2 separate regions of the Homo sapiens genome follow, and region 2 is linked to region 1. Evidence: chromatin loops called from intact Hi-C (ENCODE). Cell type or tissue: heart right ventricle. All regions are shown on one strand. Links, peaks and the distances in the headings refer to the core of each region. The heading gives the core; the rest is flanking DNA.

Evidence for each region. Hi-C counts contacts between places; a loop is a spot of excess contacts. Peaks named below come from ENCODE experiments on the same cell type or tissue, not always from the same donor. Only the 100,000 strongest peaks of a DNase experiment are listed, where the experiment ranks them.
Region 2: it touches region 1 in a loop (2.3-fold over the local background); 3 of 110 quality-filtered maps call a loop at or near these places.

Annotation. Positions count from the first base shown.
Region 1 is chr13:39,801,879-39,807,266 of GRCh38, forward strand. No RefSeq gene overlaps it. Among named protein-coding and RNA genes, the nearest start is that of MIR4305, 140 kb to the left of the region's middle. RefSeq lists an enhancer at 1,789-2,405. In heart right ventricle, for the core only: no CTCF peak of the experiment used is centred there; no DNase peak of the experiment used is centred there.
Region 2 is chr13:39,911,549-39,916,936 of GRCh38, forward strand. No RefSeq gene overlaps it. Among named protein-coding and RNA genes, the nearest start is that of MIR4305, 250 kb to the left of the region's middle. In heart right ventricle, for the core only: no CTCF peak of the experiment used is centred there; a DNase peak (open chromatin) is centred at 2,573.

The sequences.
Region 1 (5,388 bases), core at 95-5,094:
GAAATTATCAAGTCTGAGGAGCAAAAAGAATGAAGACAAGTGAATAGGGCCTATGAGACTTATGAGACACCATCAAACAGACCAACACAGGATTGTAAAAATTGCGGAAGGAGAAGAAAGAGAGGGAAAGGGGGAGATAGATTATTTGAGGAAATAATGGCTGAAAGCGTCCCAAATTAGGAGAAAGGCATGGCTATGTTATCCAAGAAGCTCAATGAACGCTAAGTGGGATAAACCCAAAGAGACCCACAATGAGACACACTATAATCAAATTGTCAAAAGCAAATGACAGAGAAGTTTGAAAGCAGCAAGAGAAAAGTGATGTTCACCATGTACAAGGAAGCCTCAGTAAGATTATCAGTCGATTTCTTAGCAGAAACCTTAAAGGCCAGAAGGAATAACATTATATATTTAAACTGCTGGAGTGAAAAAAAATCAACGAAGGATTTTGTGTAGGGCAAAACTGTCTTTCAAAAATGAAGGAAGGCCAGGCAAGGTGGCTCACACCTGTAATCCAAGCACTTTGGGAGGCCCAGGCAGGTGGATAACTTGAGGTCAGGAGTTTGAGACCAGCCTGGCATACATGGTGAAACCCTGTCTCTACTAAAATTACAAAAAAAATTAGCCAGGTGTGGCGGCCACACCCGTAGTCCCAGCTACTTGGGAGGCTGAGGCACGAGACTCACTTGAACCCAGGGAGAGGAGGTTGCAGTGAGCCAAGATCATGCCACTGCACTCTAGCCTGGGTGACACAGAGAGAATCTGTCTCAGAAAAAAAAAAAAAGAAGGAAGAATTAATATATTCCCAAACAAAAGCTGAACGCATTCATTACCATAGACTTGTCCAACCAGAAATGCCAAAAATGGGTTATTTAAGTTGAAATGAAAAAACACTAGACAGAAACTTAAAGCCATACAAAAATATGACATTCTTCAGTAAAAGTAAATACATGGATAAATAGAAAACAACAGTATTATTGTAATTTTTGTTTATAACTAATTTTTTTATTTTATACAGAATTTAAGAGATAAGTATGTAATAAATAATTATAAATCTATGTTAATGAGCATAACATAGTATTATAAAGATATGATTTGTGACATTAGTCACATGAAGTGGGGGCATAGCCTCTGAGTACTGTTTTTGTATTTGATTAAAATTTCATTAGTTGGGAATCTCCAGAGAAACAGAACCAAAGGGAAATTAAAGACAGATAGATAGAGACAGAAAGAGAGAGAGAGAGAGAGACAGAGGGTAAATATAAAAGGAGATTTATTATCAGAAGTTGGCACCCATGATTATGAAGGCTGAGAACTGCAGACCTGCTGTCTGCAAGTTGGAAACTCAGGAAACCTTGTAGTGTAATTCCAGCCCAAGTCCAAAGGCCTAAAAATCAGGGGAGCTGATGGTGTAAATCCTAAACCAATGGCAGGAGACTGACATTGTCAGAAGATGTACAAACAAGAGTGACTGTATCTTGAGCAAGGGCTGTGTAAAATGAGGCTGAGACCTGCTGGACCGCATTCCCAGACAGTTAAGGCATTCTTAGTTACAGGATGAGATAAAAGGTCAGCATGAGATGCAGGTCAGACGGACCTTGCTGATAAAACAGATTGCAGTAAAGAAGCTGGCCAAAACCCACCAAAACCAAGATGGAGACAGGAGTAACCTCTGGTTGTCCTGGCTACTACACTCCCACCAGCGCCATGACAGTTTACAAATGCCATGGCAGCATCAGGAAGTTACCCTATATGGTCTAAAAAGGGGAGGCATAAATAATCCACTCCTTGTTTCGCATATAACCAAGAAATAACCATAAAAATGGGCAACTAGCAGCCCTTGGGGCTGCTCTGTCTATGGAGTAGTCATTCTTTCATTCCTTTACTTTCCTAATAAACTTGCTTTCACTTTATGAACTTGCCCTGAATTCTTTATTGTGCGAGATCCAAGAACACTCTCTTGGGGTCTGGATTGGGACCCCTTTCTGGTAACAATGTCTCAGCTCAAGCAGGCAGACAAGAAAAAGGAGCAAATTGATCCTTCCTTCACCTTTTGTTCTATTCAGATCTTCAGTGGATTGGATGAGGCCCACCCACACTGGGAAGGCCATCTACTTTACTGAGTCCACTGATTCAAATGCTAATCTCACCCAGAAACACCCTCACAGACACACCCAGAAATAAGGTTTAATCTGGGCACTCAACAGTGCAGTCTAGTTGGCACAGCCTTGCATTCCAGGAATAAATCCCACTTGTTCATGGTGTATAATCCTTTTTATATGCCGTTGAATTCAGTTTGCTAGTATTTTATTGAGAATTTTTGCATGAATATTCATCAGGGATATTGGTCTGTAGTTCTCCTTCCTGGTAGTGCCTTTGTCTGGTTTTGGTTTCATGGTAATGCTGGACTCATAGAATGAATTAGGAAGTGTACCCTCCTCTTTAATTTTTTGAAAGAGTTTGAGAAGGATTGGTATAAACTATTCTCTAAATGTTTGGTAGAATTTGCCAGTGAAGCCATCTGCTCCTGAGTTTTCATTGTTTAGAGGTTTTTGATTACTGATGCAATCACCTTTTAGTTTAGGTCTATTCAGATTTTTCATTTCTTTATGATTCAGTCTTGGTAGGTTCTGTGTTTCTAGGAATTTGTTCATTTCACTAGGTTATCTAATTTGCTGACATATAATTGTTACTTCCTTATAATTTTTTTATTTTTGTAAAATCAGTCATAATGTCCCCTCTTTCATTTCTGATTTTAGTTATTTGAGACTTCTCTCCTTTTTTCTTAGTCATTCTAGCTAAAGGTCTATCAATTGTGACCTTTCATTCAGCATATGAAAATCAGTCAATGTAACACACCATATTAATAGAATGAAAAACAACAGCATATGATCCTCTCGATGCATAAGAAGCATGTGACAAAATTCAATATTCTTTCATGATAAAAACACTCAGGAAGTGAAGAATAGAAGAAAACTACCTCAATATAATAAACGCTATATGTGAAAAACTCACAGCTAACATCATACTCAATTGTGAAAGACTGAAAGCTTTTCCTCCAAGATCAGGAACAAGGCAAGCATGCCTGCGTTCACCACTTTCATCACTTTCAATATAGTCCTGAATGTCCTAGCCAGAACAATTAGGCAATAAAAGGAAATTAAAAATTCATTTTCACTTTGGAAGGAAGAAGTAAAAGTAGCTCTGTTCACAGAACATATGATCTCACATGTCACACACACACACACACACGCAATGATTATAGCTGATACATTCAGCAAAGTTGTAGGATACAAAATCAACACACAAAAATAAGTTGCATTTTTATGCGCTAACAATGAATAATCCAAATAGGAAATTTAAAAACAATTCTATTTATTATAGCATCAAAAGAATAAAATGCTGGAATAAACTTAACCGCGGAGGTGAAAGACTGGTGTCGCAGGAAAAGGGTCCTAATCCAGAGCCCAAGAGAGGCTTCTTGGATCTCACAAAAGAAAGAATTCAGGGTGAGTCCATAGAGTAAAGTGAAAACAAGGTTATTAAGAAAGTAAAGGAATTTAAAAAACGGCTACTCCATAGACAGAGCAGCCCATTTTTATGGTTATTTCTTGATTATATGCTAAACAAGGGGGTGGATTATTCATGCCTCCCCTTTCTAGACCACAGAGGGTAACTTCCTGATGTTGCCATGGCATTTGTAAACCGTCATGGCTCTGGTGGGAGTGTAATAGTGAGGACAATCACAGGTCACTCTCATTGCCATCTTTGTTTTGGTGGGCTTTGGCCAGCTCCTTTACTGCAAACTGTTGTATCAGCAAGGTCTCTATGACCTGTATCTTGTGCTGACCTTTAATCTCATCCTGTTAGTTAGAATGCCTTAACCATCTGGAAATGCAGTATGTCTCAGCCTCATTTTACCCAGCTCCTATTCAACATGGAGTTGCTCTGGTTCACATGCCTCTGAGAAAAGGACATTATCAACAGAGTGAAAAAGTAACCCACAGAATGGGAGAAAATATTAGCAAATTTTGTATCTGATAAGGGATTATTATCCAGAATATGTAAGGAATTCATACAACTCAACAACAACAAAACAAACAACCCAATTGAAAAATGGGCATAGGACCTGACCTGGATAGACATCTCTCCAAATAAGATATACAAATGGCCAATAAGCATATGAAAAAATGCTCAATATCATGAATCATTAGGGAAACGCAAATGAAAAGTACAATAAGATGCCACTTCACACCCATTAGGTTGCTTATTATCAAGAAAACAGAAAATAAGAAGTGTTGGCAAGCATGTGGAGAAATTGGAACCCTTGTATATTGCTGGTGGGAATGTAAAATGGTGGAGCTGTTGTAGATAATAGCATGGTGATTTCTCAAAAAATTAAACATGGAATTACCATATGACCCAGCAATTCTACTTCTAGTGTATACCCAAAAGAATTGAAATTGGGGACTGGAACAGATACTTCTACACCGATGTTCACTGCAGCATTATTCACAATAGCTAAAAGCTGGAAACAACCCAAATGTCCATCAATGGATGAATGGATAAGCAAAATGTGGTATCTACATACAATGAAATATTAGCCTAAAAAAAGAAACATGGATGAACTTCAAGAACATTATGCTAAGTGAAATAAGCCAGTCATAAAAAGACAAATATCATATGATTATACCTCTGATATCTGGTACCTAAAGTATTCAAAATTATCAAGACAGAAAGTAGAATAGTGGTTGCCCTGGGCTGGGAGGAGGTGGAATGAAAAGTTAGTCTTTAACAGACAGAAAGTTTCAGTTGGAGGAGATGGAAAAGTTCTGGCAATGGCATTAATGGTTGCCTAACAATATGAAAGTACTTAATGCCACTAAACTGTACACTTAAAAATAGTTAAAATGGTACATTTTATGCTATACACTTAACCACAATAAAAAGATAGTAATACCAGAAAAAATCACATAAAAAAGTCAGATGGCCCATTAATTTTCTTTTTTTCCTGGAAATCTCCCTGGGGCCCACCTTCTCTCTCTCTAATCTGGATGCACTCATCTCCAGCAACCCAGTGGCCATCCAGGACCCTCCCTTCCCAGCTCCATTGTTGGAGCCACAGCTTCCTTAATTTATTGCTTGATTTATTCCCTGGTTTTGGTGGATAATACTCTCTATAAAAGGGTGTGTGACATGTTTATAGCAGCACAATTTGCAATTGCAAATATGCCACTGCACTTTTGTGCATTTATGGAACTACCCCAAATGCCCATCAATGACCGAGTGGATAAAGAAACTGTGGTGTGTGTGTGTGTGTGTGTGTGTGTGTGTGTGTGTGTGTGTGTGTGTGTGTATGATGGAATACTACTCAGTCGTAAAAAGGAA
Region 2 (5,388 bases), core at 189-5,188, 110 kb after region 1:
TTTTTTTTTGCTAAGCATTTGAAGAGGCTTTTCAAACTGGAGACTTGAATTTTTAAGTTTGAGAAATTTTCTTGTATAATTACTTTCTTGCATAACTTTTAATGAAATTCACCTTAAGGTGAGTGGATATGGACCTTGCTCTTTATTTGAGGGGCTCCTAAATGTCAGCATGCAGTGGAGGTCTTTGTTCTGGGTCACGCAGTTTCTCAAGAGACAAATTATTTAATCTCTTACCTGGAAGGCTTCAGTGTTCAGGCTGGCTGCTGATATTCTGAGACCAGAGAAGGGAAAGAAAAAGATTAAGGGCTTCACCATTCAGATTACAGATTTTCATTTACCTCCTTCTCATTCTCTTTTTTTCTCTATAGCGGTACCTGGAGCCCTCAAGTCTCCATCTCAGAGCCTTATTAACATTTTCTGGGGAAACTCCTCTGGTATCCTGAAGAGTTATGGTCACCTGGGTGCAGGTGTACAGCACATTCTGGAAGTTCTATGGCTCTGTTCACTGATTTTGACTAATGCTATTTCCAGCCCTGTACTTCACTCCCACCTTCTGTGGCACCAGGGGCCTCCAGTCCTGAGCCTTTCAGGGCTCTGCCGTCAAATTAGTACATCTTTTGCCAGTACTTAGCTGGTAGTTTCCTCCCTTCTGCTCCTTCACTGACTTTCTGTGTTTCAAAAAATTGCTGAAATCTTTCATGCACTCTACCTTTCTCTTGGTCCTTGTGAAATATAACTTTAAAAAATCAAAGTTCTTTGTTATTCTGTTAGTGGGGTTCAGGAGGGATTTCGAAAATAAGAGACAGTTTGCCATGTATAGCTGGAACTCTAATCAGTACTTTTCAAAAATGTTCTCTATTAGGGCCCTAAAATTTCTACTTCAATAGAAGATTGATGAGGAGGGAGATTGTGGAGTTTCAGTACAATGAATCTCTAACAATGCTTTAACCAGCATAGTTTTGTTTCATCAGTTTTGTGTAATGAGCTTCATGCAAGAAGTCTTTGAACAAGAAGTTCTGAAGCTAAAAATTATCTGAAAACTACTAGTGAAGATAATCTTGCACTTACATTTCCAATGTTAATGTTTGATGACTATATAATTTACTTATTCATTCAACAAAGAGTTATTGAGTTTCTTCTACTCTATGGCAAGTACTGGGCTAGGCACTGATGTTCTTTTACTTGGTATAAACAGATTTAATAAAAATGTTGCTTTGTATTGACAGATATTTTATTGTAATCACATATCTCACTTATTTGAAACACTACATAGATTAAATAAATTCAAGTGATTCCGACTAATTAGTATCCTACTTGAAGAGCAGACATCAGAATATTCCTTCAGCCTACTTCTCCAAATAATGACCTGGGGGACAAGAATGTCTTCTTTGCTTTGAGGTAAAAAGTAATGAAAACATTATGGTTTTTCTCTTTAAAACTTTCCCTCTAATTTGTATTCAAGTAACAACATAACCTTGATTTAGTTCAAATGATATAGCTGCTTGATCATTTGGGAACTGATTTTGCTTTAAGTTATATATTACCTCAATTTCAGATGAAGAAAAACAATTTTTAAATGTGCAGCTGGAAAATTACTCAGTTGGTAAGTGACGGCATCAGTCTTCCCCAGGTGGCACTTTCTCCAGTGCTCCCTAACTCCACAGATGGTATCACCCAGTGTCCCCAGGTTCTTACTTTGCTAGGGCTGCCATAACTAAGTACCACAAACTAACTGGCTTGAATGATAGAAATGTATTGTCTCACAGTCCCGGAGACTAGAAGCCAGAGATGAAGGGTTCAGTGGGGTTGATTCCTTCTGAGGAATGGAAGGGAGGGCCTGTTTCATGCCTCTGCCATAGCTTCTGGTGGTTTGCTAGAATCTTTGGGGCTACCTGGCATGTTGAGCGTCACCCTGATGTCTGCCCACATCTTCACATGGTGTTCTCCTTGTGTGCACGTCTGTCTTCAGATTTTCCCTTTCTATAAGGACACAGTCATATTGCAATAGAGCCCACCACAATGACCTCATTTTAACTTGATTACCTCTGTAAAAACCCTGTCTCTAAATAAGGTCACTTCTGAGGCACCATGGGTTAGGATTTCAACATATGCATTTTGTGGGGGGGACACAAGTCAACCCGTGACACTCAGAAAGTCGAGTATCATTCCTGATACTTCCCCATCTTTCTCTCCTCTCCACTTCTAATCGATCAGCGTATTCTGCCAACTTTACCTTAAATACACGTTGGATCTTGGTATTTCTCGCTATTCTTCCCCTGACCATTTTCATTCTTTCTCCCGAACTAAGGTAGTAACTTCCTCACTGGTCCCCTGCCTCCACTTTAGGTTTCTCTTAATCCATTTTCCATATGCAAGCCAGAGATCTTCCAAAAGTGCATATTTGATTATATCTCTCCTCTTCTTACAAAATTCAATGACTTCCCATTGCCTAAGGATAAACACAAAACTCCTTTATGTGGCTTACACACAATTTGGCTCCTGCCTCCCTCTCCAGCCTTGTCTCTATTTTATTTCTCTAGAGCTCTGAGCTAAGTCCAAACAGGAACTTCTTTCAGTTCCTTGATTACACCATGCTGTTGCCTCTAGGCTTTGAACACGCTGTTCTCAGTCTGGAACACTCCTCCAAACTTGATTCCCCAGACGCTTACTCATATTTTAGGTCTCAACTTTCATGTTGACTAGCTTCTGGAAGGCCAGCCCTCTACAGTGGGCTGACTGGTACCCCCAAAAAAGATATATCCACATCTTTACCTCTGGAACTTGTAAATGTTACCTTATTTGGGAAAAAAGTTCTCTGCAAATGTAATTAAGCTAAGGATCTTGAATGAAGAAATTCTCCTGGATTATCCAAGTGGACCTTAAATCCAATGACAAATGTCCTCATAAGAGGTACATAAAGGAGAAGGCCTACAGAGGAGAAGGCCACATGAAGACAGAGGAAGAGATTGGAGTGATGTGGCCACAGACAAAGAAACCAGCAACCGCCAGAGGCTAGAAGACATAAGGAATCCAGATTCTCCCCAGAGCCTCTGGAGACAGTATAATCTTACCAATTCCTTGATTTCAAGCCTCCAGAACCATGAGAGAATAAATTTCTGTTGGTTAAGCCACCAAACTTGTAGTAATTTGTTATGGCAGCCCTAGGAAACTGGCAGAGCTTGTGTTCTTATACCAGGTGTCGTCTCTGGTTGTATGTGTCCATAGGCCCCTGTGAGTCCTCTTTCCTAAGAGTCATCACTCTCTGTTGTTTGGGATTTGGTCTGACCCAGCAGCTATGAGTGCTGGGAAGGCAGGACATGCCTTGTTACTGGCTGCATCCGCAAGGATTAACCCAGTGCCTATGGCATATCATAGGTGCTAATATTTAATACTGACAATGGTAATGATAATTTTTCTTGAATAACTAAAATAACTAAGTAATTATTCAATCAATGTTTCAGTTTAGGTACTATCCAAATGGTACAGATATGAAAAAAGAATCAGAGGTCTGGCACCTGTGAAGAGTACATAGTTCTGACCTTCCTAGTGTCTTTAAGAAACTTGCAGTCTTCATAGTAGACAGAATGAACATATATAGGAAGATACGTGAAAAGCTGACCCCCCACCAAATCAACACCATCCTCCAAAGTGGAAAGAAATACAGTGTAATCTAGTTTTGCATGTATTCTAACTGGTCTTCTTATCAGAACATTGGTCGGCATTTATTTTTTATGTAACACCTTATTGTTTAAAGTTGTTAAACAGGAGTGACATGGTCTTTCACCTAGAAAAGTTTATAGTATAATGAGAGAAAATGAGAACAATAGTTTTTCTTTTCTTATAGACGTACAATCAGAAATATATGAGCAGATATGTGCTGTTCAAAACTAGAGGAGAACTAACAATGATAGGAATAATAATAAGCAAATTCACAAGTTGCAGCCCTTTTACATCCCATTCTTACTCACTATCATTACTTGGTCCTTTATTTTATGTCCAGCATCTTTCCCTTCAGAAACTTCTCCTCCCAAAAGACCTGTTGAGCAATCAATCCCATGACTCTACCTCTTCAGCCACAGGGGAGGCTGAACAGAGCACTCTTGCTCCTGGACATAATTAGTTCAATGGTGAGCACATGTTTCAAGTAAGATCAATCAGATTTATTTTCAGAGATTCCTATGGGTATCATGACAGAGAGGTGCTTTTATTATTTTCTTTTTCTTCTGAGATTACTTGCTCTAAAGATGACACAATCTAAACTGCTTTTGGCCATCATGGCCAGCATATGGGGAGAGCTGCCTGAGAAGAAAGCCAACGAAGAAAAAAACAAGCCAGGAAATGGGGAGAGAGAAAAAAAATCTTGCTGATGTTGTTTAATCCACTGGATCAAGGAATGACTGTACCTCAACCTGATCTTGAGCTATCCCTATCCTTAGATCATGATACAAACTATGAAAGAATCAGGGTAATGTGAAAGACAGAGTGGAATGCCACAGAGATGGCTAGATGCTCTTCAAAAATTAATGTTCCCCTTCCATGGTATAGAGTTGTCACTGGGTGGCAGTGATTGTTCATTAGAGACTAGATTTCCCAGCCTCTGGCATCCATATGGAGACATGTGGTTTGCTTTTGCAAATGAAATGATGGTGGGAATGAAGTCCCTTTAGAGCTGAAGGAATGAATGTGCCTTCTCAACCCTTCCTTGCCCTCTTGTTGGCTGGACTCAGAGGACTCCCGTGGTCTTAAATTCAAAGAATTAAAAGAACTAATCAAATCTGGTTAATGGTGTTAACAATTAAATGACCTATCAAACCATGTACCTATTACCTGAATACCAAGCATCAAAACTTCACTTGCCGGATCTGGGAGCTGTTGCTCATTGACAAAGTCAACTCGATCTTGGTCAATTGAATTCTCAGGGCCTTGGTTTCATCATACAGGAGATTTTCTTCAAGCTTCCTGACTCCATCATCTAGTCACCCTGTTGAAACTTTTGCAATGATAAGGTTATGAAGCTGTGAGATATTTGAGTCATGACTTTGAATTGGAGTCATAGAGCAAAGTGCTTGGGCCTCTGTAGCTTTTAAACTTAACTGTCTGATGGTTGCTTTAAAATCTTAATTACATTATATTGTCAATAAAGCCACCTCTGTTTGGCCTTTGTTGTCCTAGTATTTTTATCCTTTCTTCCAAGTTTATAGAAGTTTGAAATTTAAGCTAAAATGATTAGAAGCTGTAACTGCATCCAGGAGGCTCGGAGAATATTTGAACTTGCAGTTACGAATTAACCAGTTAGTCCAAAAAAAATACATTTTTGATTATTTTAAGATAACAATAATTCTATTATTTTGATTTGGAAACTTGAGGTTCAAGGAAACCTTACATAAC